7 separate regions of the Homo sapiens genome follow, and all the other regions are linked to region 1. Evidence: chromatin loops called from intact Hi-C (ENCODE). Cell type or tissue: PC-9. All regions are shown on one strand. Each heading gives the region's core, and the rest is flanking DNA. Links, peaks and the distances in the headings are about the cores only.

Evidence for each region. A loop is a pair of places that touch in the nucleus more often than their neighbours do. Peaks named below come from ENCODE experiments on the same cell type or tissue, not always from the same donor. Only the 100,000 strongest peaks of a DNase experiment are listed, where the experiment ranks them.
Region 2: a loop joins it to region 1, with 2.7 times the contacts of the local background. A loop is called at or near these places in 6 of 110 quality-filtered maps.
Region 3: it touches region 1 in a loop (3-fold over the local background); 56 of 110 quality-filtered maps call a loop at or near these places.
Region 4: it touches region 1 in a loop (8-fold over the local background); 5 of 110 quality-filtered maps call a loop at or near these places.
Region 5: a loop joins it to region 1, with 8 times the contacts of the local background. A loop is called at or near these places in 5 of 110 quality-filtered maps.
Region 6: it touches region 1 in a loop (10-fold over the local background); 3 of 110 quality-filtered maps call a loop at or near these places.
Region 7: a loop joins it to region 1, with 8 times the contacts of the local background. A loop is called at or near these places in 11 of 110 quality-filtered maps.

What each region holds. Positions count from the first base shown.
Region 1 is chr7:16,980,321-16,984,867 of GRCh38, forward strand. No RefSeq gene overlaps it. Among named protein-coding and RNA genes, the nearest start is that of AGR3, 100 kb to the left of the region's middle. In PC-9, for the core only: CTCF peaks have their summits at 2,479 (motif pointing right) and 2,683; a DNase peak (open chromatin) is centred at 2,501; H3K27ac peaks cover 872 bases.
Region 2 is chr7:17,679,055-17,683,601 of GRCh38, forward strand. No RefSeq gene overlaps it. Among named protein-coding and RNA genes, the nearest start is that of LINC02889, 120 kb to the left of the region's middle. In PC-9, for the core only: CTCF peaks have their summits at 2,016 (motif pointing right) and 2,218; DNase peaks (open chromatin) are centred at 1,207 and 2,017.
Region 3 is chr7:17,530,830-17,535,376 of GRCh38, forward strand. The region is part of intron 1 of LINC02889 (long intergenic non-protein coding RNA 2889); the gene reads right to left. Among named protein-coding and RNA genes, the nearest start is that of LINC02889, 26 kb to the right of the region's middle. In PC-9, for the core only: no CTCF peak of the experiment used is centred there; a DNase peak (open chromatin) is centred at 2,382; H3K27ac peaks cover 1,458 bases.
Region 4 is chr7:17,369,908-17,374,454 of GRCh38, forward strand. It overlaps LOC105375171 (a long non-coding RNA gene), which reads right to left and starts at 1,939. Exons shown (of 4, transcript XR_927074.3): 1 at 1,810-1,939. RefSeq lists an enhancer at 1,553-2,752. In PC-9, for the core only: no CTCF peak of the experiment used is centred there; DNase peaks (open chromatin) are centred at 1,894 and 2,474; H3K4me3 peaks cover 418 bases; H3K27ac peaks cover 2,800 bases.
Region 5 is chr7:16,889,039-16,893,585 of GRCh38, forward strand. No RefSeq gene overlaps it. Among named protein-coding and RNA genes, the nearest start is that of AGR3, 9.3 kb to the left of the region's middle. RefSeq lists a silencer at 2,327-2,621. In PC-9, for the core only: a CTCF peak has its summit at 2,484; DNase peaks (open chromatin) are centred at 2,503 and 3,033.
Region 6 is chr7:16,799,067-16,803,613 of GRCh38, forward strand. It overlaps AGR2 (anterior gradient 2, protein disulphide isomerase family member), which reads right to left. Exons shown (of 8, transcript NM_006408.4): 2 at 2,592-2,737; 3 at 2,254-2,317; 4 at 2,085-2,137; 5 at 678-751. The coding sequence starts at 2,730. Among named protein-coding and RNA genes, the nearest start is that of AGR2, 3.7 kb to the right of the region's middle. In PC-9, for the core only: CTCF peaks have their summits at 2,174 (motif pointing right) and 2,377; a DNase peak (open chromatin) is centred at 2,185; H3K4me3 peaks cover 675 bases; H3K27ac peaks cover 207 bases.
Region 7 is chr7:17,232,413-17,236,959 of GRCh38, forward strand. The region is part of intron 6 of LOC101927609 (a long non-coding RNA gene); the gene reads right to left. Among named protein-coding and RNA genes, the nearest start is that of AHR, 64 kb to the right of the region's middle. RefSeq lists enhancers at 1,695-2,894, 2,000-2,049, 2,200-2,459. In PC-9, for the core only: no CTCF peak of the experiment used is centred there; a DNase peak (open chromatin) is centred at 2,259; H3K4me3 peaks cover 505 bases; H3K27ac peaks cover 1,531 bases.

The DNA.
Region 1 (4,547 bases), core at 150-4,149:
AACTTTTCTGGGGACATCTTTGTAGAACTTGAATCTAACCTGCCTAATGCTGTATCACTCCTTGATTTTTGTGTTACACATGCCGATAAAGATACCTTTCTCCCTTTAAGCCAGTTTCAGTAAATTTATGCAACTTGCACCTAAATGAGTCTCCATCAATTCAATTTGGTAACTTCTTCTGGGCTCCTATTCATTCTACTAGCTAACTCCTTTTTCTTATTGAAGTGTACCAGCTTTATGAGATACACATGACCCTACATGTGCTAGATAAATTACATAAAGTGGTATGAAATAATTCTATCCCAAAACCTGCTGATGTCTGTTTAATGGTGCTACTGAGAAATAATCAGGTTCTATATTGACATGAAATAAAGGAATTCAGTTCAACTTGAATGCAATTGCATCAGTTTGTCTGCTGTCACTCCTTAGCACACAAAGAATGCAGAGGCAACTGACCAGACACGTAACTGCGTACCAGAGAGAGGGAAAAGCAGAATGAGGCACAAACAAATGCATTTCAGAGAATGCAGGTATGTTCCCAGTTGTTCTTTGAACATTATTAATGCTATCAAAACACGTTTTCAAAATGTTTTGAAGAAAATTAAAATCTCTTCCGAAATCAGGGAATCATGTCTGTGTTCCATGAAACTTGACCTTTGAGCAATTATGGAAAACAACAAGGAGTTTGTCAATATTAATAAGGATCTTGATATAGTTAATCTACAGTTAATTATTCAATCTAAAATAACAACGAACATGGAGAAAGGGAAGCAAAACTAACATTTGTTGAGGTCAGTTATGTACTAGGTATGGTCTAGCTTTCTTTCATGCAGAATTTGATATTAAAGAAAGCAGAGGCATTTTCAAAGCCATAACTGTCTAAGGAACATGAATATGTAAGGAAAATGGTAATATAGTGCCTGATACATAGGAAATATTTGATAAATTATAGCAAATATGGTTATTGTTGATGATGATGATGACATGCAAATACCTGGATAAGATAAACCCTCCTGGAGCACTGAGGTTGGGGTTCTTAGTAACCTGAACAAAGAGGCCAGGTACACAGTGGCTCTTGTATTCTAATTGAGGGGAATAAAATATCTGCACCATTGTCTTCTAAAGGCAAATATTAAAATGAATATTCTGAAGTTTATAGTACAGTGAATCAGAATCCTTAACCATAGAGCAAAAGTCATTCGTATTTTTCACAAGCTCCCTAGGAGGTTCTTGATGTCCATTAAAATGTGAAAATCTTGGTCTGGGGGAAGGGGATTGACACGATGGGAAGGAGAGGATGTCACTGTATTTCATTGACAGTTAACTTCCCTCTTTTTTTTTTTTGAATATAATTTTTGTTTTTATTTCAGATTCAAGGGGGTACATGTGCAGGTTTTTACCTGGGTATATTGTGTGATGCTGAGGTTGGGGCTTCTAATAATCTCGTTGCCCAAGTAGTGAATATAGTACCCAATAGGTAGCTTTTCAACCCTTGTTCCTGTCACTACCTCCCCACTTTTAAAATCTCCATTGTCTGTAGTTCCCATCTTTGTGTCCGTGAGTACCCAATATTTAGCTCCTACTTATAAATGTGAATATGCAGTATTTGGTTTCTGTTTCTGCATTAGTTTACTTAGGATAATAGTCTCCAGCTACATCAATGTTGCTGTGAAGGACATGATTTCATTCCTTTTTATGGCTTTGTAGTATTCCATGGTATATATGCACCACATTTTCTTTATCCAAGTGACCACTGCTGAGCACCTGGGTTGATTCCATATCTTTGCTATTGTGATAATGCTGCAATAAACATATGAGTGTAGGTGTCTTTTTGGTAGAATGATTTATATTCCTTTGGGTATATACCCAGTGATGGGATTGCTGGGTTACATGGCAATTCTGTTTTTAGTTCGCTGAGAAATCTCCAAAATGCTTTCCACAGTTGCTGAGCTGATTTGCATTCTCAACAGTTGTGTTGTGTTTCCTTTTCTCCCCAACCTTGCCAATGTGTTATTTTCTGACTTTTTAATAATAGCCATTTGGACTGGTGTGAGATGGTAATCTCATTGTGGTTTTGATTTGCATCTTCTGATGATTGGTAATTTTTGAGCACCTTAACTTTGAAAATCTTCTAAATTAATTTGACATCACCAGAAAATAATTTCAGAACAGTTTCAATCCAATATTATTGTTTAATCTTTCAAGTCTGACAAACATTTCTTTCCAATGAAAGCACAATCTCAATTTACTAAGCAACCATAACTATGAGGCAAACACACTATATTTTTAATGTGCGCCGTATCCTGGGGGTTAAAGATTATATGTCTCAATTTAACATATTTATTTACTTTCTTTTCCTTTCCTTTTTTCTTCCCTTTCTGCCTCTCTCCTTTTTCCATTCCCTCGCAGTCACTCTTTTTTTTTTTTTTTTTTTTTTTTAACCTTCCTTTCTGTTTTCCTCATGGTGCAGTGTTTCAGTGTGACCAGCAGAGGACACTATGCTGCAGCAAGTCTGGGCATCAACTATCTAAAAGATAAATTGCTGATTGAATTCAAAGAAGATAGATTAAAACAAGCTTGTAAATGTTGTTAAATACATGAATGCCTACTGCATTTTAATTATGGTGATTTACATGGACCTACCATGATCACGTACTTCATAAAACAAACTTTGCCTTAATAGCTGCACTTAACGATGTACTCTTTCCTTTATGAGAATTTAATTCTCTGAATATGATATGTTTTTAAAATAAGACAAACTCAAACCAGTTGCCAATAGATCCTCAGCTCCTCCTGAGGTCCTTGTTTTATGGGTCTGTTCTACTGTGTAATTGTTTAGTTTAACTTGGTAAACATGTCAGTTTTCCCAGGATAATTAGGTGGATAAACAAAATGTTCAAAAAGAAATGGAGCCAATTAGACTTTTTATCAAAGACATACACACAAAAAAGGCTTTACAAATGAGTGGACTTTTCCTTAGAGGTTTGATCTTAAATTAGAGTTCCTGGAATTTACAAGGGACCAAGGAGGCAGTTTTCCTAAATATAACGAAATCTTAATTATCTGGGGAGGAGAGCAAATGAAAGACACAAACTCTCACATGCTTTGAAATCATACTTGGGTGGGAAATGCAGAGAGGCATGAGTTCAGTAAGAGCATAATTTTATCCCCACCTGCTCACAGCCACTTTTAAACAGGTTGGGCAACTGGAAGAGAATGCCCTGTGACTTTGGGTAATTTTCTTAGAGCTAGCTCAAAGTAGACAGGTACCCAACATATTTTTAATACTATTAAATAGGTGGCAGTACCTGTTGTGGACAGTTGTGTGTTGTATAGATGGAGACTTCAACAATTGTTTGTTCTAAAATCAACAGTCCATTAATATATTGGGTGCTCTTTCTGTAGAGCTTAACGGTGTTTTAAGAACCATATCACTTTATTCTATTTCTTATTTTTGGTCATTGAAAATAGACTCTTATTTGGAGTGTAACATATGATCTGACTTCTCTATCCAGATTTTGTCTCATGTTTTCTGCTACTTCTCTATAAAGATAGTTTGGTCCTCAGGTGTTGGTTTATGTTGCTGTGATTCAAGACTTGGTTCTATTAGTACAGAATCCAGACATACGTTTGTTTCTCTTTGAAAAATTTCATAATGTAACCCAGTGAATAAAATATTTACCAATATTTTTTCTTTATCACTTCTTACCACAATTTTTCCTAATTATTATTCTTTTTTAATTCTGGAAAGCCACTCAAATAAAATATCTTCAGAATTAACAAAATAAGTTTCTAAATTTAAGGATTCCCACAACTACCTCCTGATTATATAGTAATATTATATAGATACTGCCACTTCTTCACACTTTAAGCTTGTGTACATTCTCTAAATTTCTGTATTTTTATGAGCTTCATTTGGGGTGGTAATAAAATATGATCCAGAAAAAAAGCCCTTTTATTCTGTAATTATAGTCTCTGTTTTTCTACATAGTTCTCTCAGGATTTCTTCACCTTGCTTCCAGGCTTGTCTGAATTTCTAACTGCTTTTTCTATTGGTTGTCTCAAAGTCTCAGTATAGTACTAAAGTGCTTTCTATTTGTTGCTATATCCATTACCACTGACAACCTCAGAAATCTTTGTCTCTTGGGTGCCATAGCAATAGGCTTGACACAGCTACCCAGTGTCTTGTGAGATTAATTCATCATGCATTTAGGACAGTAAACTGTTGTTTGACATGTAGGAATTAATAAGTGGGTAGTGTACAAAGCCTTTTGTTTTTATTTGTGGAGGGGACTTTAAAAGGGAAAAGCTAGGATCATAGTCTAGGCCATGTATAGAAAAGATTGCTTGACAGTAGTTACGGGGTAATGCCTGAGAGTCCTCATGTTTGAGACTGGTGTGTGCTAAGTGTAATGATGTAATCTGAAGAGAGGGTGGCCGCTTCTCTCAAAATGGTTTTATGCTAGTTTTACCTTTCTAGAGACCCACATCTACACTCAATATTGCAGCCCTTGAACCAGCAATCTAGGGACACATTTTCTAAAGAG
Region 2 (4,547 bases), core at 388-4,387, 700 kb after region 1:
ACCACAGAAGAGTCAAGAGAAAGATGTCCTGTTAAACACATATATATATATATAGTTTTCTCTCTCTCTCTGTCTCCCTCCCTCTCTTCCCCCAGCAAAATACCTAATGCAAGAAGTCAAGATTGGAGAACCAAAGCATTTTTCTTCTGATCTTTAACCACAATCCCACATTATCCATCATTTCTTTAACTGTAAATTTCTATTATAGCTTCTTATCACAGTTTCTAGCCCATAGATTACTGTATTTTACAAATATATATATTTAGAAGCATATATATATGTAGAGAGAGAGAGAGAAGCAGCCTTACAAAATTAATTCTAATTATTTTCAAAATCAAAAGTCATTTCAGTTCTAGGTCAGAGCTCCCAGGATCGCCTATGAAAAGTTCTGAAGGAAAAACCTGGATAACATTTCTCTTTCCACAAGTCTCGCAAGGACATTCAGACCATCTGATTCATAACTCCCAGGAGATCAGGCTGATCCAGCACTTGTCCTTGTAAAAGCCGAAACCCTTTCCTTGGGATGCAGCAGCCTTATCACATGACCTCGGCTGGCCTAGCAGAGCAGGTGGGTGTGACATAATAAAATGCATTATGAAGGCCACCCTAGGAACTTTGGGAAGGGACTGGACTTGCCTCAAAAAGTATGCACATCCAGTTGGGGCGCAGGAGGGAGGAGGGGCCTGAGAGGGTAAATAAAGCCAGAGCTGCTAGGAGCTGAATTCCCTTTCCAGCAGCATCCTGAAGTCTTTGTTTCAGAATAAACTGGTGACAAGGAGAAAGGAGAGGAGGGGAGGGACAAGCTGGTGTCCTTTGGCCCATTACGTGCCTTTAGGTTTCCAGTGGTTCTCAGGCTTGCTACTCATTGGAATTACCTGGGGAGCTTTGAAAACCCTGGTATCCAGGGACAGGACCCAGACATTAGTATGTTTTTAAGCTTTCCAGGTGATCCCAATGTGCAACCAAATTTAGAACTTTAATACAACTGCCTAGCCTAGGATCACTCCTGGAATGTCCTGGGAGGGCATTCTCCAGACCCGGTTATCACGGACCCCTGGAGAGGGTCAATGGTCATCACAGAGTGCAGGGAAATTCCCTGACCTTGTCTCGTTAAGCAGTGCAAGCAGCAGCAGTTTCACAGGGCACATGACCCCCATGGCAGCCAAAAAGGGAATTAGCCACTTCAGCGGAGACGTTGCTTAAGGCAAAGGAATTTCCCCTTGTGCTCCTCATTTGCCCAAACAGAACACACGGTTTACTCATCCATTCTGAAGAAAGATTTTGAGTTCTCAAGGATGTAGTCATTGTTCTATAAAGCCTTACAATTTAAAGTGTGAGCCCAAAACAGGAGTTTTGTCATCTTTGGGAAGCTTGGTGTGAATTCAGAATCTCTGGTTCTACCCTAGACCTGCCCAAAACTGTGTAAATACTGCTGGACTGGATGGAACACAGGATGTATTAGAATATTTTTCCTGTATTTAAATGTACACAAGAAAGGAAGACATGCTCATGGATTGACACATCTTGAGAAAGACTTGGGAGAAAAAGACAAAACAAATGTGTCAAAAAGAGAGAATGTAATACACAACCTTGCTTCATTTGAAACTGATTTTTGTTGTTTGTTTTTGTTTCGTTTTGTTTTTTACTTACCACCAGGAAATAGCTAAATTGAGTAAGAACATCTTAAAACTTAAGGGAGAAAAACTGAGTGATCAACCAAAACCTCAAGAGGAAATAATTAAGAATTTCTGGGGGGAAAATAGTGATAGTCTGTGAATGAGGACCCTACCGTATTAGCGCAATAATTAATGAGCCTAAAAGACACTGGTTACCATATGACTTTCCCTAAGCCTCAATTTCTTTAGGTGTAAAACAATACATTTAAATGAATAATCATTGTGGTCTCTTCTTGCTCAAAATTTTACCATTTGAAGATCCTTGACATTGAATCAAATATCCAAACCCAAATGAAAATAATTGTGCACAGTTTTAAGGATTATTTTACCACTAGGTGGCAATGTTGATTAAAAAATGTGAGAAACCAATGTAAACATCATTTTATTGTATTTTGTGGCTGACCTAAATCTGTTTTCCAAGGTTCGGGACATCAAAAAATTGAAGAATTGCACTACTATGCACTCGAGACCAAGAACTGAAACGTAGATTTGGAAAATATTCAGTAAAGGGACAACTGGAAAGGAAAGAAAAGCAGCTGCCTGAGGTTGACAGAGACAGTGAAACGCAGCAGGCCAAGCATAGAAGCTCACGGGATGAATGACCAGGGAGGAAATTCAGTAAACCTGGGTAGCCAAAGGATTCCAGATGCTGGTAATGTCCCCAAGGAGATTGCTGGCCCTTCATCCATGCTTGGTACCTTGAGAGGGCCCTAGGCTAAACACATGCCATGAGCTCTGATTGCTGGCAAGCAAATCTCATCACAATTTTTCTAATTTGTTTTATATCTGATTCCTAGCTACTATCTTCAATGTCTGGCTATTCCTATGGATTTCTGATTTTGCTGTGCTCTAGGACATAGCACTTCGGCTGTCCCTAGGAATTCATGCTTCAACTGCACCGCCTTACCTTGCTTCTACCTCCTGGACCTCACACAAACGACCCTAACTCAGGCAATGTTTGCACACCCCCTCCAGATTCCATGTCTGCTAAAGCATCGCATCTTGAAACTCCACAGAACCACTTCAAGCAAAGAATTACCAATCGTTAGGGCTGGAAGAAATTTAGAGATGTCATCATACCATTCCCTTTTCATTTTCAAAATAAAGGGAAAGAAACAGATATAATAATTACTTAATATTTAATAAGTTCTTGGCTGAAGGAGATTTATTAACTCTTATAACAAAAGTTCCAATACAAGCAGCTCCAGTTAATTCAATGGTTCAGCAACCCTATCAGGGCCCAGGTTCCCTCCACTCTCTCAACTTTGCTGTCTGCAGTGGACTGCCTAAGATGCCTTTGCATGCCAAGAAAGCTGTCTCAGCTCCAAGCACCACATCCGGACACACCAAAGTCCAAAAGAATGGGTCATTTTCCCCTTGTGCATCTCTTATTTAAAAATGAGAAAAAGCTTTCACGGAAACATACCAACAGATGTGCCTTCACAATTTATTGACCAGAACTGGGTCACCTGCCCAATCCTCCACAAGTCACTGTTGAGAGAACGGAAGGATCATAATTGGCTTTGACAAATCAGATCTGACTCATGTGGAGAAGAGGTGGACATTGGCACAAAACGGGTACTGCCAGCATGCAAGAAAAGAAAAATAAATCTTGGGTAAGTGAACCAGCACTGATTGCTGTATTGGGGTAGTGTAACTAAACACTAGGACATCACTGTGTTCAAGAAATAGGAGAGATCAGAAAAGAAGGAATGGGCACTTGCCTGTACTACCACTTTGTTGGGAGGATGAGGCGGGAGGATCCTTTGAGCCCAGGGGTTCAAGGCTACAGTGAGCTATGATTACACCACTGCTTTCCAGCCTGGGCAACAGACTGAGGCCCCATCTCTTTAAAAGGTTAAAAAGAAAAAGCAAGAAAGAAAACAGGGGACATTCAGGCAACTCAGACTCAAAGAATATTCCTTTAGCATCGGATATTAGTCCCACTATGACCTTCACTAGTCAGCTGATAGGAAGCTGATAGCTGCTGCTACTTCTCACACATCAGCATACTTTGCTCAGATGTATGCATCATTGTTCACTTGTCAAGCTGTTATGAGCAGCAGTTTTTCACAATGAACCAAATGAGGATGGAAGTTCAAATTAGGCTCTTAATTTGTCATCCGTTGATTCATGCACTGAAATTGAGCAAGCATTATTGCATGCTGTGACCCCTCACTCTCACAGAATTTACACTCAATCATTCTGTAATTATAAAAGCCCTATTTGGTAGCTGAGCCGAGAGATATCAAGACTGAACAGAAGCTCTCCTGGAACTTTCTCTAAGCCGATGGTTCTCACAATTCAGGTGTGTATCAGAACCACCTGGAGGGCTGGTTAAAACACGGACTGCTGGGCTCCACCACCAGACTTGTGGATGCAGTAGGTATGGGATGGGGTCCAAGAATTTGCATTTCTAACTTCCAGGAGATGCTGATACAGCTACCCTGGGGACATCATTGAGGACTATGGCTCTAGGCGAGTCTGAAAGACTCCCAAACTGTTCAAAACTGCTACAGCCTTGGCTTTAACCATTTCTGTGACAGAAACTTTCTAAGTCCCAAAAGCTGCCATAAGACCTAGCTCTCTCACACAAAGTCAATTCCATTTCTATGGATCTTGAAGGTATTACATCTATATCTGGTGGATCCTAGACTACACATACTCTGCTAACATATGCACAGACACACACACAGCTGGCTTTGGATGCTCGGGTATTCACTTATTTACTTAAAAAAAATTACTGAATGCTGCTGTATGCCACACAATGAGCTAGGCTTTTCTAGAAGAAATTAAAATACATATAGGCCCTTCTTAATGGCCTTGTGTGACATCAGAGAAGACCAAAGCATGTACACACATGTAGTTATA
Region 3 (4,547 bases), core at 405-4,404, 550 kb after region 1:
GTGTGTCTAATGAGTGACTAGAATCAGGTAAAGAAGAAACTTCTCCTGTCTTGAAGGAGGCGTGTCTGTTGGGGAGGAGAAAGGAGTTTTCCTTGCTTGCTATACACTGAAGACTGTTCCCTTGCCAAGTATACTTTCATCGTCTTAGATAAATCGTAATTGCAAAATCGAAGGAGAATTTGCAGACTTTACTGTGAATGACCTTGTTGCTGCTATTCTGTGGTGTCAATGTAACAACATAGACAGACTTTACAAAATATCATTTTTTACTTTACTTTTTTACCCCTGTAGGCTTTACAAAATATCATTTTTTTACTCTACTTTTTTGCCCCCGTTATCAAACCAAGGGTAAAGGAGTCATTTACTTTGGTGACACCTACAGGCACATTCAGATAAAAACATTCTCAACCCTCCTTTGTAACCAAAACACTCTCATTGGTCCAGTCAGGAACCCCTGTGTGGATTCTGAATGGTAGTTAGTGGACATCATCTCAGATTCATTTGAGTCTTAAAATACATCAGTTTGTCTCCAAAAGTCATCTTCAAATGTTGAGAAATTTTCATTTGGCTATTTGGGTTTGATGCTGAACTACAACAATGTAAATGTCTTCAGCTGGCCTATGCCTCATTCCACCAGCATAAATGTTGCCTTTTACAGGCCATGACTGGATGAGCAGAAACTGCTGAAGTCTCTCTCACCAAAATCTCTCTCACACACGCCCCCCTGCTACCATCATACTTCCTGGGCTATAGAAGCTGAACCTGTTCCAAGATGTAACAATTAGATAAAATGATGAACTCCTCAAAAGTGGCCCGGATTCCCAGTGTTGGAAGACTATAGAAGACCACTGGGATTGAGTAACCTTGAAAGAAGTTCACTCAGACAAGCTGTTCGCACATCTGAGTGATCCCAGTGCAAGTCAAACTGTGGGGTGGCAGGTATAACAACAACAGGCAAAAAGAGCAGAAGGAAATGGGTTCACCAGAAAGTGCAACTCCTGCAGCAAGGAAATGACCAGGAAACCCACGATAGTGCCCTATTAAAGAAAGAGCCTGCCATGACAGAGAGCCCATGACAGCCAAGTAAGCTCTACAAACAGTACCAGCTAAGTACATGAGACTCTTTTTGCCTTCTAGGTCTTAATAGGTCTTAATCCTCTGTCCCATCTAGCCCTGGAAGATCCAGAGGCACATCACCACCATGACATCTTTCATGTCAGAAGGATATGGAACAAGAAAGAGAGGAGAGACTCACCACACCTCTTGCCCAACCTTCTAGGTCAGGCCCAAAAGAAAGGGAAAAGCTTTAAACTTGATATCACAAGTTTAGTTTAGACCAGACTGCGCTTTTAATACCTGAAAAAAATGAAACTGAAAGTGACCATAAAATATCATGAGGAAAAAGGAAGGAATATCTAACAGAGAGGTTTGCAAAAGTGGTAGGAGAAAAATGAAGCTATTTTCTAATTTTATACTGCGGAGTCTAGCCCATTAGGTTGTTGATCCAGTTGGGATTTTACTTTCTAATATCTTTTTAGTGAACAAAGCAGGTAATATTAGGCATTGCTCAAGTGAAAAATATATTGCGGGGGGGAGGATTTTTTTGTCCATGTTCAAAATTCAGGAAAATATCATAAAGGGTATATCTATATTAAAGTCTATTTACCTTGCTTATTTATAGTTGCAAATTTACATAAACCCCATTTAAAATTTTCTTCCACATCATGTAGAATTTTGCCTCTGTTCAATGAGGACGGCAAACTGCAGGGACGTCTTCTATGGACTCTTATTTTGCCCCCTTCAACCTGACTTTTGATCCTCCAACTTCTCCTTGCTCAGAAGCGAGGTTTTCAATGTTTGACCCAGTAAAATTTAGTATCAGTAGTCTGAAGCATCTGCTTCTGTGAAGGCTAATTTATCTTTGCTGAAGACCTCATGAGTTTCTTATCCCTGACCCTCATGAGGAAGTTCCCATGGTCAGAACGCACTACTGTGTCTCCAAATGGCTTTCCTAGGAGACTGTCTTGCTTGCTGATTTACACTGATCAGACATGAGGATTCTGAAACTTCACAAATATTTATCAAAAGGATTTACAGATGCTTAGTTTTTATAGCTGCTTGTTGATGCAACTGCCACATCAGCTGCCTAAAAAATAAAATGGGTTACTCATCAGACAGGGACATAAATGATGAAACACAAAAGGCCCACTAATAAATTATACAACCTCCTGTGGACCATGGCACAATGAAGGCAAGGATCCAAGAAAAGGTTTCTTGAATTGTTTTTTGTCCCTGGCAGGGTGAATTAGGTTGTTCAGGTAAGAGTCATGAATACAAGAATAGGGAGGGAGTGCTTTCAAGAACTGATTTATTGATAGGAAGGACCAGGAAGTGGTGATATTTGTTGCACAAATATCTCCTTCCTTGTTCTTTGCCATACACAAGGACTGACCACACTCCTGAGTCACCCAATAGCTACTGCTTTCTTGTTCGCCTGTCTCCCATCTTTCCAGCTTCTTCCACTATGACTCAGGCAACCCTCCAGATTCAAAGACACAGTGGATGGGGTAGAGCGATTTTTGTGTGTCCTTTTCTCTCTCCTGCATCCCTCTGAGCACATCATTGCCTTACATATCACCACCACAAGACAGGAAAGCCAGGGCCCATCCAGTGCCCACTGAAGGTGGCTGAATATACCTGGAGCACAATTCTGGCCTGGCTGGAAGGTGAAGAGTTAACAACAGGAATAAGCAAATCTGTCCATTCCTGAGCATGTCCTTCTCCCATCCTCCCACTCTGTCCTTTACTCCATCCCAACGGTCTTCTTAAAAGGCACCTCTAGGGAAAAATCACTACCAACATCTCTAAACCAACTAAACTCATCAAGAGGGTCATCCTCACACATATTACTGTCTAAGCAACTATCGTGCCTTGGGTAACATGAGCTTAAAGGGAGCTGCAATACAGCATCTTAGGGGTATAATCATTAAAAGAAAAAAATATGTTGTATTACTTCATTTTCTGTTGCTTAGCATATGAAAAACTGGGTAATTTATACAGAAAATGAATTTATTTCTTAGTTATTCCTTACCTGAAAAATCCAAGGTCAAGGGGCCATATCTGGTGAGAACCTTCTTGCTGGTGGGCATTTTCTGAGGAATCCCAAGGCCACACAGGGCATCGCATGGTGAGGGGGCCGAGTGTGCTATCTCAGGGCTCTTTTTCTCTTGTGAAGCCACCAGTTCCATTCCCATGATAACCCATTAAAACCCACTACCCATTAATCCACTAATCCATTCAGGAGGGCCAAGACCTCATGATCCAATTACCTCCCAAAGACCTCATCTCTCAGTTGGAGGTGAGGTAATCACCACTATATTGGAGATTAAATTTCAGCATGAGTTTTGGAAGGGAAACTATTCAAACCATAAAAGGTGTTTATTGGAAAAAGCAGAATTATTAAATCAAAAATAAAATTTGAGAGTAAGCATATAAAATGTTCTCATACAGCAGATACTAGAAACAAAAACAAGAGGAAAATCATTAAGAAAAACAGGTGACGATGTTATTATGAAAAACCAAAGATTGAACAAAATAATAGATTGCCTATCATGTTACATACAGCTGAAGAACTGGAAGATTAAGTAGAAGAAGCTCGCCTTGTCAAAGGTGGCTACAGTGTATTCCCCAAAGTATTGCTTAATCCATCTGAAATAATTTTCTTTTCATTGCAATCCAATGCAATCTCTTCTTTCCAGGAAATCACTTATTTATTCTTGTTATTCAAATCACAGTCAAACTACCTTCACCTCCAATTCACATTATTGAACTGGAAATATAATATACCAGGACCTAGCATCCGCATTCAGACAGAATATTACCTCACAGATTTTAGATTTTGGGTAGGTTGATGGTGGGTGCCTGACTACATTTGTGTAAATAGTGTCAATCCTGGTGATTGTCTCTAATCCAAGATGGTTTTGTCTCCAAAGCTAGCAACATTTTCATTTCTAGGAATTGAAATCACCACTGGTCAACACTCTATCTTTCCCACAAGCCACCCCCCGCCCACACACCTCAGAAAATGGCAGACACATTGCTAAATGAATAAAATATAAGTCCCTTTTCATCTGATACTGTTATATAGAATGAGATTTGACATGTTTAAGGAAACATCTTTGCTAGTGTTAAAGGCTCATTCCTCAAAAATGAAACACAATGGACAGTTTTAAGAGTTTGAAATATTCATTTTTTAAAATATCAGGCACATAAATCAATTTGAACATGTTTGAATTTATATACTCTTTTGGTTTGGAGGGAAATAATTTGTACCAGGACTATGTCCAAGTCCTACATATAGCCTCAATACTGGTTTGAAATGCCTTAACAGGCAGGGTCTCACAACCTCAGCCCCACCACCCAGGTACTGCAGGTGTTGTCACGAGTAGCTGTTGGAATTACAAAAATATTTTTCCGGAAACTACAGAATGTCAAGTTATGCCTTTGAAATTGTGGCATCAGATACAATACATAGCAGGAATTCTCAA
Region 4 (4,547 bases), core at 348-4,347, 390 kb after region 1:
TGGACTTGAGCCTCCACAAGAAAGTATGTAGGGCTTTCCACTGTGAATACATTTCCTGGTATGGTGAGGAGTTCCCATCAAAGAATTCTTTTGCTATGCCTAAGAATAGCAAAAGAATAGAATTTCATGCAAGTGCTTTCTTCAGAAATAAAGTAAAACTGAGAAGATGGATCATTTAAATGTTTTGTATTTCTGTAAATGCACAAATCATATTTCTAAGTGTCCTTGGCAGAGGAACCTTATCATAGTTAAGAAAGTTTACATCTGCATCTCCCACTCAGTCTGAGCATGCTTTACTTCCTCTTAAGTAATAATCGACATTGCGAAATTGCAGCTAGGCAACTAGCAAAATGTTCACAGGGAACACAACTGCTAGCTTTCGCTCATAACAAGCTCCCTTCCCTAACCCATGTCATTCCCTACATGAGCTTATTCGTGGGTTTCGCAGCCTTGGCACTACTGATGTTTGGGGTCATTGTTGCAGGGGCTGTCCTGTGCACAGAAGGTTGTTTAGCAGCATCTCTGGACTCACCGCACTAGATGCTGGTAGCACTCCACCCCCAGTTGTGACAAACATAAATGTCTCCAAACATTGTCAAATGTCCCCTAGGAGACAAAATTTCCCTTGGTTGAGAATCACTCCTCTACAAAAATAATTTATACTATGTTGGAAAGGACAACTAGCTTAAAACATTGATTTATATAGTTTCAGATTGGAAAGAGAGCTTTACTGCATTTGGGGGTCACACACTGAGACAGAGTCTCACAGTCACCCAGGCAGTGGCACGATCATGGCTCACTGCAGCCTCGACCTTGTTTCTACAAAAAATAAACAGTTAGCTGGATGTGGTGGGGTACTCCTGTAGTCCCAGTTACTCAGGAGGCTGAGGTGGAAAGATCCCTTGGGCCCAGGAGGTCAAGGCTGCAGTGGAGTTGTGATCGTGCCACTGCACTCCTCCAGCCTGGGTGACAGAGGGATACCTAGTCTCAAAAAAAAAAAAAAAAAAAAAGTGTTTCCTATTCTTTACTCATGGCTTCTCAGCCATGTAGCTAAATTCTGGAACAGCTCATGTGTACAGTCAATGACAGTAAGTCCGCTTACAATACACTCCACATCACTTTGAGAGAGAATGTTTTACTAACATTTAACTGACAAAAAGAAGAGAGAAAGAGCAATTAATCAATCAGGTATTTGCCTAAATGCTGAACAAAAGTGATCTACTAAAATAACCACTTGTTCTTAGATCTGTTGTCTTGCTGTTAAGGGAACTCTGAAGTAAAACACATATTAAGTACTTCAAAATTCACTTCTTGTTCACAGATTCTCTAACATTGTTAAGATGTGACAGCCTGAAAACATGTCATGCAGACACTAGTTATTTACTGTACTAATATTAATAACTGGAGGCCCTGGCACAGGGCCAGAGTGAAGGGACCTTTTCTATCCTCTTTTTTACTGAAAGGGAGGAAAAGGCATTCTCTCAGTTCTAAGCTGGAGGTGGCATCCATCACCTGCCAATGAACAAGATCTGCTGCTACGCAGCTGCCAACACCCCTTCCATTCACACTCAGCTGATATTTATTGTACACCTACCATGTGCCAGATACTAATCTAGGCACCGCCACATAATTTATCTATTTTATTTTTACAATAACTCGGTACATTTGGGCACAAATGGAGAATCTAAGGAAAAGGGTTTGGCTAATAATGCCAAGCCTATTTTACAGCCCTTTGCGCTTAAAAAAATTTTTTAAGAGAATTTGAATGGATTTTAAGTATTCATTATGTTCATTACATTCATTACTTACTTCCTTGCTTGATTTCTTTATGCAATAGATGTCCTTGAAGAGTTTGGAAGCAAATTGCAGTTTTGTAAGTTGACTCACTTTTGAAATGTTTTAGTGTGGCTCCATGATATTTATGACTCATGCAGCAAATTTGCCTAAACAAAACAACCTTTAGTAAGATGACTAGCCACTCTATCTGATTTTTAATTCTGAATTTTAACTTAGTGGTTTCCTTATAGATGAACATATATAACATTTTCTCAAGTCATCAATAAAATCTAAGCCAACAGTAGTTTGCATTTTGACAGCAATGAAGTAAACTTAGATACTTGGTGTAGGAATAAATATTAACCCCAATAGTTCAACCAATCAAATGAAATGTACAGCTGTATGTCTTGAATGACGTCAATGTTTGTATTAGTTTCCTATGGCTACTGTGACAAATTACCATAAACTGAATGGTTTAAAACAATGAGAATTTTTTCTCTTATAGTTCTGGAAGTCAGAAATCCAAAATCAGTCTCCCTGGGCTACTGTCAAGGTGCTGGCAGGGCTGGTTCCTTCTGGGACGTGGGAAGAATCTCTTTTCTTGCCTCCATCAGCTTCTCAGGCCATCTGCATTCTGTGGCTCTTGACCTCATTCTCATGTCATCCCAACCTCTTGCCTCTATCTGCTGTGAGTCACTCTGATCTCCTGCCTCCCTCCTATAAAGACTCTTGTGATTACATTGGCCCAACCCAACAACCCAGGATAATCTCTCACCTCAAGATCTGTAACTTAATCACACGTGCAAAGTCTCTTTTACAAAGCAAGGTACCCATATTCACTGGTTCTGAGAATTAGGACTTGGCTGTCTTTAAGAGGCCATTATTCATCCTATGACAACACTGAAACAAAACTCAAACTAAACTTAGTAAAGGATTGGTACAGAGCCAACTAATTACCTAAATCAGTTTAAGTAATTAAGAAATAGACCTGGAAAAAATGCAGCGAGTGATGAATTTTAATCCAATCTGCCAATACAAATCTGGGACTTTCCATTTTTATAAGAAACGCAGCAGTGAGATGAAAATAATCCTTAAAACATCACTGAAAGGCCCTGTAATTATAACCTGCTCCCTGGAAATTAAAGGAAAACTAAAAGAAGTATCCAGAAAACCCCAAACTTGGCTGTACTTATCACAGACATTGGTAAGTAATAATACTATACAACATTCACTTTGGATTATTATCTAGAAAAATTGATTAGCTTGACTGAGGCCATTATTTTTTCCCAGACCCCATTTATAAGCAATGCTATCTATTGATGAAAAGCTGTTTGAAAGCAGAGTGTGGCGTGGATCTCTTCTCCATAAGCAACCTGCTCTGACCACCCTGAATGAGCCTGATTAGATGCATTCTTTGCTAAGCAAAGGGCACTTTGTTTATTTTTTATTTATTTATTTATTTATTTATTTATTTTATTATGTTTTAGCACAACTTGCACAGTAATATTCAAGGAAAAATGTTTGAAACCAAGTGTCTCTGTCTCACTATGGAATGAAGTTAAACAGACATAGTTATGCATCTATACTGCTTTAAGCAGGGGTAACAATAAAATACTTCAGTTAGATTGTAACAGTACATGCACTGCAAAATGCACTACTTATTTATTTATTTATTTGACAGGGTCTCACTCTGTCACCCAGGCTGGAGTGCAGTGGCACCATCTCGGCTCACTGCAACCTCCACCTCCCGGGTTCAAGCGATTCTGATGCCTCAGTCTCCCAGGTAGCGAGGATTACGGGTGCGTGGCAACACGCCTGGCTCATTTTTGTATTTTCAGTAGAGACGGGGTTTTGCCATGTTCCCAGGCTGGTCTTGAACTCCTGGTCTCATGGGATCCGCCCGCCTTGGCCTCCCAAAGTGCTGGGATTACAGGTGTGAGCCGCCGCGCCCAACCGCAAAGTGCACTTTAAATACAGTTGTATTTATCTTCCAACAGGTATAAAAACCATTATAAACTATATAATGAATTGGCTCTACCAGTTTATTCAATAAATATTTAAACAGTTATTAAGATGGTAATTATATACTTTGAAGGAAACGTAATAATGGATTTTATCCTTGAGGCTAAAAAGCACTTGTGGGGCTTTTGGTCTCCTCCTCTTGAGGAAATTTGTGACTGTTTTTAACCACTACAGTTCAGCAGAAATTATGCAAAATAATTGTCCAAAGTAGGGACAGAAAAAACCAAGAAGCTGAAAAGACCATGGATGTCAGGTGGAATAAACATTCACTCCCAGAGCCCCAAGCTGCCAGGTGAAAAGCCTAACTATCCTGAGGCTCAGAAGGTATGAGGAAGAGGCCATGCCGTGTGGAGAGCCCAGGTGTAAGGTGTTAAAGTTGACAGTCTCAGCTGCAGCCAGCCTTCAAGTCATTCCAGCCCAGGCAAGATCTATAAATGAAGAAGCCTCCAGATAATTCCTGCCCAGTACAATCAAGTCAGCTGGAGCTGCTACACTGTGGAGCACAGATAAACCACACCTGCCTTGCGATGTCCAAGTTTCTGACCCATAGAATCTGTGAGCATGATGAAATGGTGGTGTTACCTGCCGCTAGGTTTTGAGATGATTTGTTACATAGCAAAAATAATCAGAAGAGTCTTTCAAGGCTGACCACAAATTAATGTAATGTAATGTCAACGAAACTTTTTGTGTTAACACGGAATTGTGACTGAAGCCACAAAGCTGACAAAGTGAGGTGTTATAAGTGTATC
Region 5 (4,547 bases), core at 284-4,283, 91 kb before region 1:
GTAAGTTAATCATGATTATCTTGGAAAAGAAGAAAAGAGTTTCTTCGAAGACTAAAATAGAAGTGTTTTGGTTAAAAAATTCATCAAGGTATTATAAAATATAAATTGCTACTTCTTAATTTTGCCTAAGACTCAATAAATGTGTCTAATTATAAACACCCAAGGCTGTGTTCAGTTTCTAGAAGTGTTTCTTCTTATCATCTAGCTGGTTATTGATTTTCATTATGATCAACTCTTTATTTCTGTAAAACTTGTTTTCCAGATTTGAGATGTTCCTTGACTTACGGTGGAGTTACATCTTGATAAACACATTATAAGTTGAAGATATTGCAAGTTGAAAATGCATTTGATATACCTAAACTACTGAACATTGTAGCTTAGCCTAGCCTACCTTAAATGTGTTCAGAACGCTTACATTAGCCTTCAACTGGGTAAAATCGTTTGGCAACACACTGCACTGTAGAGTATTGATTTACCCTCCAGATCTCATGGCTGACTGGGAGCTGGGGCTCGCTGCCTCTGCCCAGCACAAGAGAGTCTGCTACTACATATTACTAGCCTGGAAAAAGATCAAAATTCAAAATTTAAAGTATGATTTCCACTAAATGCATATGGCTTTTGCACCATTATAAAGTTAAAATTATAAGTCAAACCGTAGTAAGACCATCTGTATTGGAAATCTGACATTATTATCTATGTGTCCTTTATAATTTGCATCTCTTTAGTCTGCCTCCACAGAGGCCTGAATTTCTCTTTTTTTTTTTTAACCGATTTGATCCTTGTAGTAGTCAGTTTATTCTTTATTGTTCCCATTACAGTAAAAAAGTTAGCAATCACACTTTTCAGTTTGAAACCTCTTTTCTAGCTTCAAATTGTTTTGTTTATGACTACAGATCTTGTTTTTATATCTGTATGATAAGATGCTTCTGTAAGGGGTTTAGCCAGCTATTAAACCTCCAGAGTGACCTCATTTCCTAAGCCAGCACCTTTGTCAGGTTTACACTGTGGTTGCCTTTGTAGCTCCCCACTGCATGAAGACTCCAGGTTTTATTGTACTTCCTGGAAATGCCAGCAGAATGAACAATTTCTCCCACAAATCATTGCATGACTTAGCTTTATTTTCAGGCCCCACTGCAAACCTTTTGGAGGCAGGTGCTGTCCCTTCCCTTAAGCCCTGCAGGCTGTCTTTTATACGTATTAGATTATGGGCATGTCAGTCCTCACATCTGTCTGTGCTGTCTTAGAGAGATTTCTTGAATTTTCAGTTTGACTAAGTACATCTATCTGTCATTTCCAAGTGGGTATAATTGTCTCCTTACTATATTCAAAATAGAAGAATGTGGGCTGAGTTTGGCATCTTGTATAGAATGCTACCATTTACTCCACTTTAAATTGAACCTAACATAGGTTGAGTGAGTTGTCCAAACTCACAGTAAGTAGCAGAGCCTGGTCTTAAACTTAGATCATTTGAACCCAAATTTTGTGTTCTTTCCACTATGGAAGTCAGTATGCATAGTAGTTAAGAGTGGGAGTCCTAGAGAAGGAGAGTAGACAGGTTCTGGCATCTGGAGGAGTGGGCCCATAGGGGATCATGACAAGGAATTGATTCTCTAGTCAAGCATGAACACGAAAAGAGAATTTTCTTTTCACACCTTACTTCACAGTGTGACCACTGATTTCAATCCCACCTTTTGTGATACTTCCTCTAACATTGTTGTCATTGCCTTAACAATTGTCATGACTTGTTAGTTATGCGAGGAGAAGTGATCATGGGGCCATTTGCCCTGAGCATCCAGCCTCCAGTGGTCCTTCTATTCTGGGGCTAGGATGTCTGGGTTCCAATCCTGCTCAGTAGCCACCATGACCACAGAGAAATTACTAATGCAAATAGAAATGTTGATAATATTTATCGCACAGAAGTGTTGTAATGATGAAATGTGAGAGAACATGAAAAGTGACAGAAAGCAGGCAGTACCTTCCCAAACATGTGGGCCTACCCTAGAGCAGGCTCTTTGGTAGTTAATGAAGATAAGACAGCAAATACAAAGGTCAAGTTGCTCCCTTTTTTGGAAGAGAAAATAAATGAGTATTTAAAAAATGATAGTTGATGAGTTCCCAATAAATATTAGCTTCTCTTATTTATTATATAACTATTATTCAAGTGAGCCCACTAAGCCCAGGAACTAGTGAGAAAACTCTCTTAGCAATAAGATGGACTGATGTATTAGGTATTTTCCCAAAACATGATTTTTTAGAGGGTAGACTTCTCTCAAGAGGAGAAGGAGCCAGTTTTGAAAATTCATGATTCAAGTACTAATTGCATTTCAATTTAAACAAGTTTAATTCAGTTTTGTTCATGTTTTACTTGGCCCAACAAATTATCCTAGTGAGCTGTCTGTCTGCCGAGGAGGTGGGTTTACAACCTGAAGAGTCAATTTGGAAACTGAACAGGAGCTGAGCTGAGCTACTCTCTGACTCTGACATTAGATGTCACTACAATCAAAGGAAAGCAGAGCGGGCAACCTAGCAGTGAAGTGAAACTTGAACATGGTAGAGGAAAGAGACATGTTTAGATTGTGGTGCAAAGTTCCTGGATAAGAACTTGTGATATGATTTGCCTATCCACCTTGCCATGGGGAAAAAGGAGAATTTTAATATATGTATGACAGCTGCATTCATTTTCCTAAGACATTGACTAGGAACAACTCCTAACCACTTTGCACATCTTGGTATTTCTTCCCCTAATAGATAATAGAACTGATAGAGGCCCCCAAGGATTTTCAGTGCAGAATATTCCTAATAGGTTCTAAACGAGAATTTTACTGGACCAGATCACTAAGTCTAGTTCTTCTAATGAGCTTAATGCTTAAAGCTTAAGTTGTCTTTCAAATATTCTTCAATTATAAACTTTATCAGGTGTTTCCAAAGTTTCTTTGCTTAAAGATGTGAAGAACCCCAGGTTACTGGTATTTGTGTGTTAAGAGTAGAATTACCAGGTACAGTCACATTTGTTTACTTAAGCAAAATATCTACAAACAGCTGGAGGGCAGGGGACCCAACTAATGTTTCCATTTATTGCTAGGCAACTGGGTGAACTGAAAAGTCCATCCTCCCAAGGGATATTATATTAAATATATCTTTTTATGTGTGTGAACTGGCACACACTATTGGAATAGATTCAGAATATCTAACAATTGATGCAGCATAGGTACCAATGAATTAAATCTAGCGATGGCTAGGGCTTCCAGGGGAAAATAAGGGTGCTCCATATGGGTGTAGGGAGGACCTGATGGGGAACAACTGCTGCAGTACCTATTTATCAACTCCTGAGGGAAGTACTTTGACATATTAATAACTGGGATGACTGTACCAGTATCTATTGGTTGAATATCAGCCTGTGTATATATAACTTGGCTTATCAAGAGCCCACAAGATCTCTGGTTTAGGTTCCAAGTACAAGTATCAAAGTTCATTCTCATTACCCTCTTGATAATGGTCTGGGCTGCTAATTTTTACATTGCTTTAGTGATGGGAAGGTCCCACATGGAGGGAAATTTTATGAAATATGCAGAGAGAAGCTTGGTCTTTACATGTCTACATCTTCTTTTTTCAAGCTGTGATGAAGGCCTTGATTCTGATGGGCATCAAGAGGCAGATACAGCTCAGAAGATTCAGAAAGGCAGACTCGTGTCTAACATAACTACATTACCTTGGTGATCCCAGGAATTAGTAGACTGATACTGGGGATAGGAGTGGGGTTCTCAGTATTGGTGACAAAGTTTGTTTTAAAGTGTCCTGATTTTTTTCCTTTGCTCTACATGAGAATTAATGCACCAGTTTGCAATATATGTAAACTGTTTCATGTAGATTTGTTGAAGAAGAAAGACTGGATTTCAAGGGCCTAAGAGCAGGCAGTTTTCATGTTCAAGGTGTTTTCACATCGTATGCAGTGCTTAGATTACTGAGCCCATAGTAGTTACCTAATTCTTATTTGATACTTGATTGATATTTTTGTTTTCTGTAGATTATTCTCATTGAGAAGAAACGGACCTATGACTGATTTCAGACCAGTGATTTTGGTAATGTTTTGAATTTACTGTAATTATTTAAGCTGTTCTTCTGAATACTTGTACCATTTTCTTGGTGATTCAGAACGAAACTTACAGCTAAATTATCTGGGTTATATTAATCTTTGCATGCATTAAAACTGCTGTTTTTATAATGGAAAGAAAGAGGACTACTACCTATGTATATCTCAATGTGTCTGTGCCACGCTGTTTTAATTATGCCAAGTGTTCACTGACAAAAGTGTGAATGGAGCATACAATTTAAAAATATGAACATGTTATTAATATTTGGCACTATAACTGTAACAATCACTGATTATCATCATGATTGGGGACCTTGTCTCACCAATACCAGAGACATATTGATGTCACGATGAACTGTATTTTTCTACTATTATGTGAAATTACTTTCTTTTAATTCCACTATTTCTCATTGTTTGGCCACTTTTACTTAGGGGTTTTCTCTCTATTTCATTGTTA
Region 6 (4,547 bases), core at 548-4,547, 180 kb before region 1:
TTCATCATGTCACTCACATTAAGGAGTAGGAAGAGGAAGAGGAAGAGCCCATGGAAGAGAGGCAAGGAAGAACTACTGGTGCGAAGTGGTCTTTAAGGAAGCCAACCTGTGAAGAGGAAGGGCCGGAGGGCTCAAAAGGACATATGATTAGGTAGAGTCATTTTTTTGTTGGCTTGCTTTTAGAAGGAAAATGAAACATTTGTATACAGTAAAAAGAACTTGCCGAGACAGAAAGCTTGAGCACCGTGAGGGGTGGTAGTGGTGAAGTAAGGTGGGAATGCATGAAGCTAAAGCACAAGAGGCATGATTAGAGTTGGAAAGCCAGAGAGCTGTCTCTTCCCAAGAGATGACCAGGATTAAGAATGGGTGTAGAGAAGCCAGGACTATAGAGGGACAGGCACAGCAAGTAACAAAAACCTTCCAGCAACAGAAAAAATTCTGACTACGGGAGATAATTTTTCAGACAAACTAAGATGATTAATTACTAAATAAAAACAGACACACCAAATGGATTATTAATACAACGAAATATCTTTTTTCTCTCTAATTTATGAGATGGGATATTTGGAAGCAATCCCAGTTAATGCAGTATAACTAAGATGTATAGGAAAAATGAATCATCCATTTCAAGTAATGAGCCATAGAGAAATGTTAGTAATGATGAAAAGGAAACTTACAACCAGATTGAGGAGGACAAACTGCTCTGCCAATTTCTGGATTTCTTTATTTTCAGCAAACACTTTCTTTAAAGCTATAATATAAAGAAAAATCATTAAGCATCCATCTTAGCATTGGTTAAAAGCTTTGTTCAATTTTCAGTTAAATTGCATTTTATTTACTTATTGAATTGCATTTTAAATACAGTATTCTACTTTGGCCTTTTAGCAAATGATTAGTGAAGTAATATCTATGGCATTGACTACCTCTGCTTTCTATTCACTCATTCATCCATTCATTCATCAATTCATTTTTTTCTCCAGCTCATATTTATTGAATGGCTGCCATGTGTTACGCACTGTGTTCTGTACTAGGGATGGTGCAGTGAACAAAAAAAAGCATGTGTTTTTTCACAGAGCTCACATACTTGTGTGGGAGACAAACCATAAACAAAGAAATAAGTAGATGATACTTTCAGGTAGAGATATGTACTTTGAAGAAAAATAAAGCAAAGCAAAGGGTTTAAAAACTGTGAGTGGTCAGGGCAGATCTTCCTGAGGAGCTAACGTTGAAGTGAGGGAGTGGTCCATTTTGGGGTAGGCCACTGTGGGCAGGGGGAACTGCAAAAGCACTAGCTGTGAGGTGGGAATGAGCTCACCTGTGGGAGGAACAGCACGAAGGCCAGGCTGGAGAGAGTGAAGAAAGCAAGAGGAGAGTGGTAGGAAGGGAGAGATAGCCATTGGCCTGATCATGTCAGCCTCATAGGTTGTGATCAGAAATTTGGATTTAGTTCTGTGATAAGAAGCCACTTGAGCACGTGAGTGATGGAATCTGATTTATGTCTACCAGCCTCACTCTGGCTTCTGTGTGGACTGGCTGTAGGGTGGCCAGTTAGGTGACTGTTATGGTAGTCTAGACAAGATCTGATCTGGGCTTGGACCAGGGCAGTAGCATGGAGGCAATAGGAAGTGGTTGGATTTGGGCCCAGTGCAAAATGAAAGGGTAGAGCCCCTTGTTGAAGAATTACTAAGACTTTTAAGACAATGATAGCCAAGTTTAAACCAAGTTTGGGAACCTTCTAAGCTTGGGGCCCTGTGAGATGGCACAGGCTTCATGCCTGTGAAGCTGGTGCTGGTTTAAGGATATATTTTGAAGATAAAGCCAGTATTTGCTGGTGTATTGAATGTGGACTGTAAGAGAAATCAAGAAGTTGAAGATGAATCCTAAAACTAGTTTTTCAAAATATGTACCAATGGTTATCACAAAATGTGGAGATATTTGAAGTCACTTTTAAATATGTTTTTACTATATAAAATATTCTTTCTTTAATGCAACTGTGGTTCTAAAGATACAAACATGAGTGATCTGAACCCTGGCCCTAAGGCTAAAAGCCTATAAAGGAAATCATACTTAGAAGAATAAATTACCTTGACTGTGTGGGCACTCATCCAAGTGATGAATAATCATCAAGGGTTTGTTGCTTTAAAAGACAGAGATTAGACAAATTTTAATGAGTAAGATTTCACATATATCTAGATGTCACTAGGTGGTGCTCTTGAGAGCTTTGAGGGAGCTCTGAGTAATCCTGATCTTTACCTTGTCTTGGATTTATATAGAGCTTCTTCATATGTCTGAGTCCAGATGAGTTGGTCACCCCAACCTAGAATGAAATGAATCAGTATATTTGAAGCTTGTATAAATTCAGACCCAAAGCTGTTGAAAAGCAATGGTAAAGACTGGGATAATAGACCCTATACTAAAGAAGAAGAAAAACCCCTGGAGAAAGTAGAAATAATTATAAACAGTGATAAGTCTAGAAGGAACACAACCAAAAATAACCTGGCACCAGGTTAGAACCAGGTTTAAGCACCAAGAGAGAGGAAATCTTTTCCAATTAAGTAGCAGTTGGAAGCCAACAAGAAGCTGACTCCTACCTCTGGAGAGGGTCTGGGGCAGTTTGGGTCGAGAGTCCTTTGTGTCCTTTTTGGCTCCAGGTTTGACTGTGGTATCTCTGGCCAGAGTGTAGGAGAGGGCCACAAGGAGCAAGAATGCTGACACTGGAATTTTCTCCATGGCAACTCTAGTATGGAAAACCAACCAAAATCAGTAAACAAAATTGAACTAGCAGTCTTCAGGGTCTGCAGGTTGCCCCACAACGGTGGAATATACCAGAAACTGAGGCTCTGCTGAGACTGGACATACGAGATTGGCGTAAATAGCTCTGTTCCATGGGATTTTCCTAAGAATACAGGTGGTCTTTGACTTACAATTGAGTAATGTTCCAATAAACCCATTGTAAACTGAAAATATTGCAAGTCAAAATGCATCCAGAGTAGTCTCTCCTTTCCCAGGGTTTTACTTTCTGCGGTTTCAGCTAACCACGGTCAACCGCGTCCAAAATAAGTGAGCACAGTGCAATAAGATATTTTGAGAGAGAGACCAAATTCACCTAACTTTTATTATAAGATACTGTTGTAATTGTTCTGTTTTATTATTAGCTCTTATTAATCTCTTATTGTGCTTAATTTATAATTTCAACTTTATCATAGATATGTATGCATAGGAAAAAACATAGCATATGTAGTGTTTGGTACTAATGTGCGGTTTCAGGCATCCACTGAGGGTCATGGACCATAACCCCCACAGATAATGGGGGAACTACCGTAATACACCTAACCCACTGAACACCACAGCTGAACCTACCGTAAATGTGCTCAGAACACTCACATTAGCCTAAAGTTGGGAAAAGCCATCCAACACAAAGCCCATTTTATAGTAAAGTGTTAAATATCTCAAGTAATTTTTATGAATACTCTATTGGAAGTAAAAACCAGAATGGTTATATGGATACTTGAAATACAGTTTCTACTGAATGTGTATTGCTTTTGCACCATCATAAAGTCAAAAAATTAAGTCAAACTTCTGTAAGTTGGGACTGTTTGTATATAGTATGGATAGCTGTCTATTGATCCACATAGATAAAGACAAAAAGATATAGATCTCTATAGATATAGAGTTATCTATATAGATATATATATCTATATAGAAATAGATAAATAGAGATATATTTTGAGAAAATAGATATACATACTCTAGTAGCTAAGAAAATTTACATTTACTTTTTTTGGAGACAAGGGCTCACTGTGTTGCCCAGGCTGGAGTACAGTGGCACAATCGTGGCTCACTGCAACCTCCACCTCCTGGGTTCAAGTGATCCTCCCTCCTCAGCCTCCCAAGGAGCTGGGGCTACAGGCACGTGCCAGCATACTTGGCTATGCTTTTGTATTTTTTAGTAGAGATGGAGTTTTGTCATGCTGCCCAGGCTGGTCTCAAACTCCTGACCTCAAGTGATCCTCCTGCCTTGGCCTCCGAAAGTGCTGGGATTACAGGAGTGAGCCACCACGCCTAGCTGATATCTTAGTTAAATTACTTTTTCTTTCTGGTATGCCACAGTTGATTCCCAGGAAAAACTAAAGCCTATGAAAAGGAAAGTACATGGCAAGATAAGTTTTGTGAGTGAGGAGGGAGGGAGGGAGCAAAGTGAGTTGCTCTAGCAAGTCACTAAGGTTGTCCACGGGGCCGTAACATGGAAGGCTGGAGATTTGGGATTCTGATAAAACCAAACACTAAAAGTGCTAAAAAGGAAATATGAAACCCCGGCACCTAACTCTAGTATTGGTGAATGGTTTTGAATGAAGTCAAATAAACTCTGCAAGGAATTACTATTGTTAAGCAGGAAGTTTTTCATAATCTAATATCTTGAGTGGAAACCTTTGCTAAGCATTAGCTGATTTTTTTTTAAGTGTTGCTAAGCTACCAGATCGAAATGATGTTTTGTATTTAACTGACCAATGATTAACTAATCCATAGTATGTAAGCACAAAATGTCT
Region 7 (4,547 bases), core at 181-4,180, 250 kb after region 1:
GTTGATAGGCCTGTTGCAGAACTTCAGTAGTGATTGGCTAAGAAGCAGGCTAATTTTTTTTAAAATTTCAATAGCTTCTGTGATACTAGCGGTTTTTGGTTACATGAATGAATTGTATAGTGGTGAAGTCTGGGCTTTTAGTCTACCCATCAACTTGAATAGTGTACATGGTGCCCAACAGGTAATTTTTAAGAAACAGACATTGCAGCAGATATTTGTTGGTTCCATTGAGAGGTATTGGGACAATGAGAGAAAAAAAAAACACATCTTAATCTTTTCACCAGCTAATCCTGACATCAGATTTTGGGAGACTTTGTTATTGCTGTTCTTTGTTGAACAAATAACTCTTTAATTTACGTGCATCAGACTTATGTCACGATGACCTTTTGCTTCTTTATCCAATAAGGAATTTTGAGCACACTCTTTTCTACATGGCATTATAAGGCACACATATGCAATGTTTATTTACTATGTTACATTTTCTAGTGATGCATTATTTTAGATTTTTATCTAACAATTATCATAAGGTGCAAAATGGAAGATCTTTAACAAAAAGTTATAAACAACTACCATATGCCAGGGACTGTGTAAAATGCTGGAAATACAATGATGTTTTTTTGGAAATATGAATCTGGATCCCAGGAATTATGCAGTATAAAAAAAGAAAAAATACAGGCACACAGGATGAAACAGACAAAATATAGCATTATAAAGGCAACATCATAAATATGAACAGGAGTAGAGGTCCTACATAAGAACTGCTTTTAAGTCAGTGAAGACTCAAGACAGCAGGCGATATCTGAATTTTGTGTTGAGGATAAATAGGAATCAATCACATAGGAAGAGAGGGAAGACATTTCAGGCTTATTAAAGCCTATGCACCAAGTCACAGAGGTGTGGAAAAATAATACGAATTCAAAGCTACAAGTAACTAACTCTATGATGCTCAAGTACAAAGAAGAACAATGAGATGAGGCCACCAAGTGCTTTGCATCCCATAAGAAGCTTGGATTTTAATGTTCTAAAAAATAGGAGACCTATAATAAATTTTAAGGTAGAAAGAGATGACAAGATCAGACTTGCATTTTAGAAAAATCAGTGTGTATTACACATAATACTTAATACTTTTTAATAGTAAATTTAAATTTATGATCTTATTCAACCATATTGCCTCTTCAAAGAGAAGAAGAGCTATAATGTTATATAAATCTAAGCATAAAAAATATCAGGCATCCCATACCTCTCAGACAAGGCTTTATGTAAGAACAGCTGAGAGCTTCCTTCTGCCCTCATGAAACCATAAAGAGAAAATGTGTTATCTTAACAGGGAAAACTTTCTTTTACATTTTCTAGGAAGACTCACAGCCAAATGAAAACAGTATATTCCTGGAATGCCTTTAACTGTCTTGTCGTACCAGGACTTCTTGCTGAGAGAGTTCCTGCCCCCTGTAAACACAGAACATGCTTGTCTGTGCTTTTAACTTATATCCTGTATATGTCTTCCTGACAACTATCCATACAAGCGGCTTTCATTCCCTGTTTCCAGATGAGAATTGAACTCAATGCACATATTGAAAGGAAAGAAACCTAGGTTTTATATATGGAAATATCCACTCATGATTGGTGCCTTCTTATGGATACTTAATAGTACTGATATTTTTATGTTGCTTGATAAAAGATGATTGTCAAAAGAGATCCACACAGACAGTGGCTATAAGAGTGAAGCTGCACAGGTCCCTTTGTAGCAGTCAGTCTCTCTCCTACTCCCTGTCTCATCTCCTTCCCCTGCCACAAGGACCCAGAGAAGCAGGCAGGCTGGCAGTGTGATGACGGTATCTTACCCTGGCTCTGAGGTTGACACAGATTTCACAGGTCACTTCTATCACTGCAAAAGCACATTGGTCTGGAGTTTATGAAGAACATACAATTTCTGTTGGCATGTTAGGTACATTATATAAAATGCCCCGCATAAAGAAAGCAGTGTAGTTAAAAGCAAATGAAAGATAAAAAGAGTAACAACGTGGTTTCTCAGTATTTCATGGTACCGGTAGATATGACCTTCACAGACAAACCTAAATCTTTCTTATGTAACTGACATTTAGTCCGTTAGCCATTTTTAATAAAAGAGTAGAGAAGTTACTCTACTGCGGCTTTTGCTGGTACTTTTTATAGCCGTCGTGTGGTAGGAAGTAGGCCCCAAGTTCCCTTGGCAACAAGTAGAGTAGAAGCGATACACAGAAAACTGAGTCATCGGTGAATCATCTGAGGATTTCTGTTTCCAATCCTTGGAAATAATTTACCGATTGTTTTTTATTTGTGCAGTGTTTGCTGACTCTGAGTGGACACCTCAGAAACTGTAACATCTTTGGTCAATTTGGTCAATCGTTTAAGAAACATTCTGGATGCTCCAAGTAGACCTTAAGATTGATATCCAAACAAAACAAACCTCTGCTTGCTTTAAGATGACACTCACTCCCCATCTGAGGAGGAACAGATAAGTGAGTCAAGGTATTGGCAATGGGGAAGTCCCCTTTCTACAAAGAAATCTGATGTCCCCAGAAAAATGTTTCATGACATTGTCACATTTAAAATGTTAGTCACAACAAATTTTCAGACACCTAAAAAGAGAACAAATATGGTCTCATACATTTTCTCTCTCTCACTCTGTCTGAGACTTATGTTCATCAGTTACTCAATTCCCCCATTTTTTTTTTTACAAATACATCTCTTATATAATCCCTTTATCTCCACAATTGTTGCTTCTACCTTATATCAAGGTTTACCATTTCATTTATCTAGGCTCAGATTGTCCTTTACTTCATTGCGTGTACAAGGAGAAAGAAAAAACCTCCCCTAAAAATGCTTTTTGGCCAGGTGCGGTAGCTCAAACATGTAATCCCAGCACTTTGGGAGGCTGAGGTGGGTGGATCACCTGAGGTCAGAAGCTTGAGACCAGCATGGCCAACACGGCGAAACCCCATCTGTACTAAAAATGCAAAAATTAGCTGGGTGTAGTGTTGCACTCCTGTAATCCCAGCTACTCAGGAGGCTGAGACAGGAGAATCGCTTGAACCAGGATGTGGAGGTTGCAGTGAGCAGAGATCATGCCACTGCACTCCAGCCAAGGCAACAGAGTAAGACTCAGTCTTCAAATAAATAATTAAATAAATAAATAAATAAATAAATAAATAAAATAATGCTTTTCATCTGCCACCAGGGACCTAATCAAAACTCTTTAATAGTTCAATGGCTTCTTGAGGACCATGACTTATTTATTATTGTATCTGCAGCACCCATCATGGTGCCTGACCTACAGAATATGTTCAATATGTGTTTATTGAATGAATTATAATAATTGTGGTATTTTTGCTTATATGCACCCCCCCACCACACACACACACACACACACACACACACACGTTAAATCTAAAGCTTCTTGTGAGCAGAAGGCTTATCTTGTAAATTGTTGTATCCCTAGCTCCTCGAAGGGTGTCTGGTATGATACAAACATTCAATCATCATTTACTGAAATGGTGAATGAAATTCAAATGCTGGGCTTATACAAGTATATGGTATCCTCCCATACCTAGGTGAACTCGTTTCTCACCACTGCCTTCCTTCCTGTGAGGTGAGCCTTTGTACCATTCGAACTCCATGCAACTATTCCTACCAATTGCCTCATATGAACTACCTCACACAAACCACTGCCTACTTAAATTCTATCCTCCTTTAAGGCCCAACTGAAGTCACATTCTGTTCACAAATGAGACTTCTTGACTCCTTCAGCCCTCACAGATCTTCATGTCATCCAGACTCAGAGTACCTATGGCCTTTACTCAGATTTGTCCCTACAGACTCATTCTTCCATTGTTTGCCTCCTTTTAAATTCCTGGGTGATGTTATCTATTTCCTTCACTTTGGCATCTCTCACATGTTAATGCCACCACACTCCTTCATCTCGGGCCCTGATCTCAGAGCATCAAAACTCATTGTTTCGCAAGTCCTCAGGCTCAAAAATGTTAAGTGAGTTCATGTTTTTCGATTCTGAAGGTATGTTCATTGTATTGTTTTTGTCATAATGAGTCTTTTTGCCTTTAGCGTATATATGAAAATACTTGTGGATGAAACGATATGCTATCTCAAATTTATTTCAAAATAACGTGGGAGGAGATAAAATAAAGTGGGTATATTATTCTATCTCTTATTATATGTGCTTGAACTTTTTCATAAGTTTTTAAAAACTTTTGTTTTCCTCAATCATCACCTTCCATCACTTTGAACCTGCTCTTCTTTTGCTTAAATGCATCACTGTCCCCTGCATCCCAACTTTCTGGGACACTCACCAGGGGAAAACAGAGATTGACATGTGAAGCTGAGTCAATTCAGTTGCTCATGACATAAGTGGTTGAGTAGAAGATACTGGTGCCAAGCCAAACATTTTTTTTTATTTTTTTGAAACAAAGGGACCATCTATATTTTTTAAAGAAAAATAAGAGAGCTGAGTTATCCTGCCACCCCACAATGTTTCCAACTTTGTGACTCTCTAA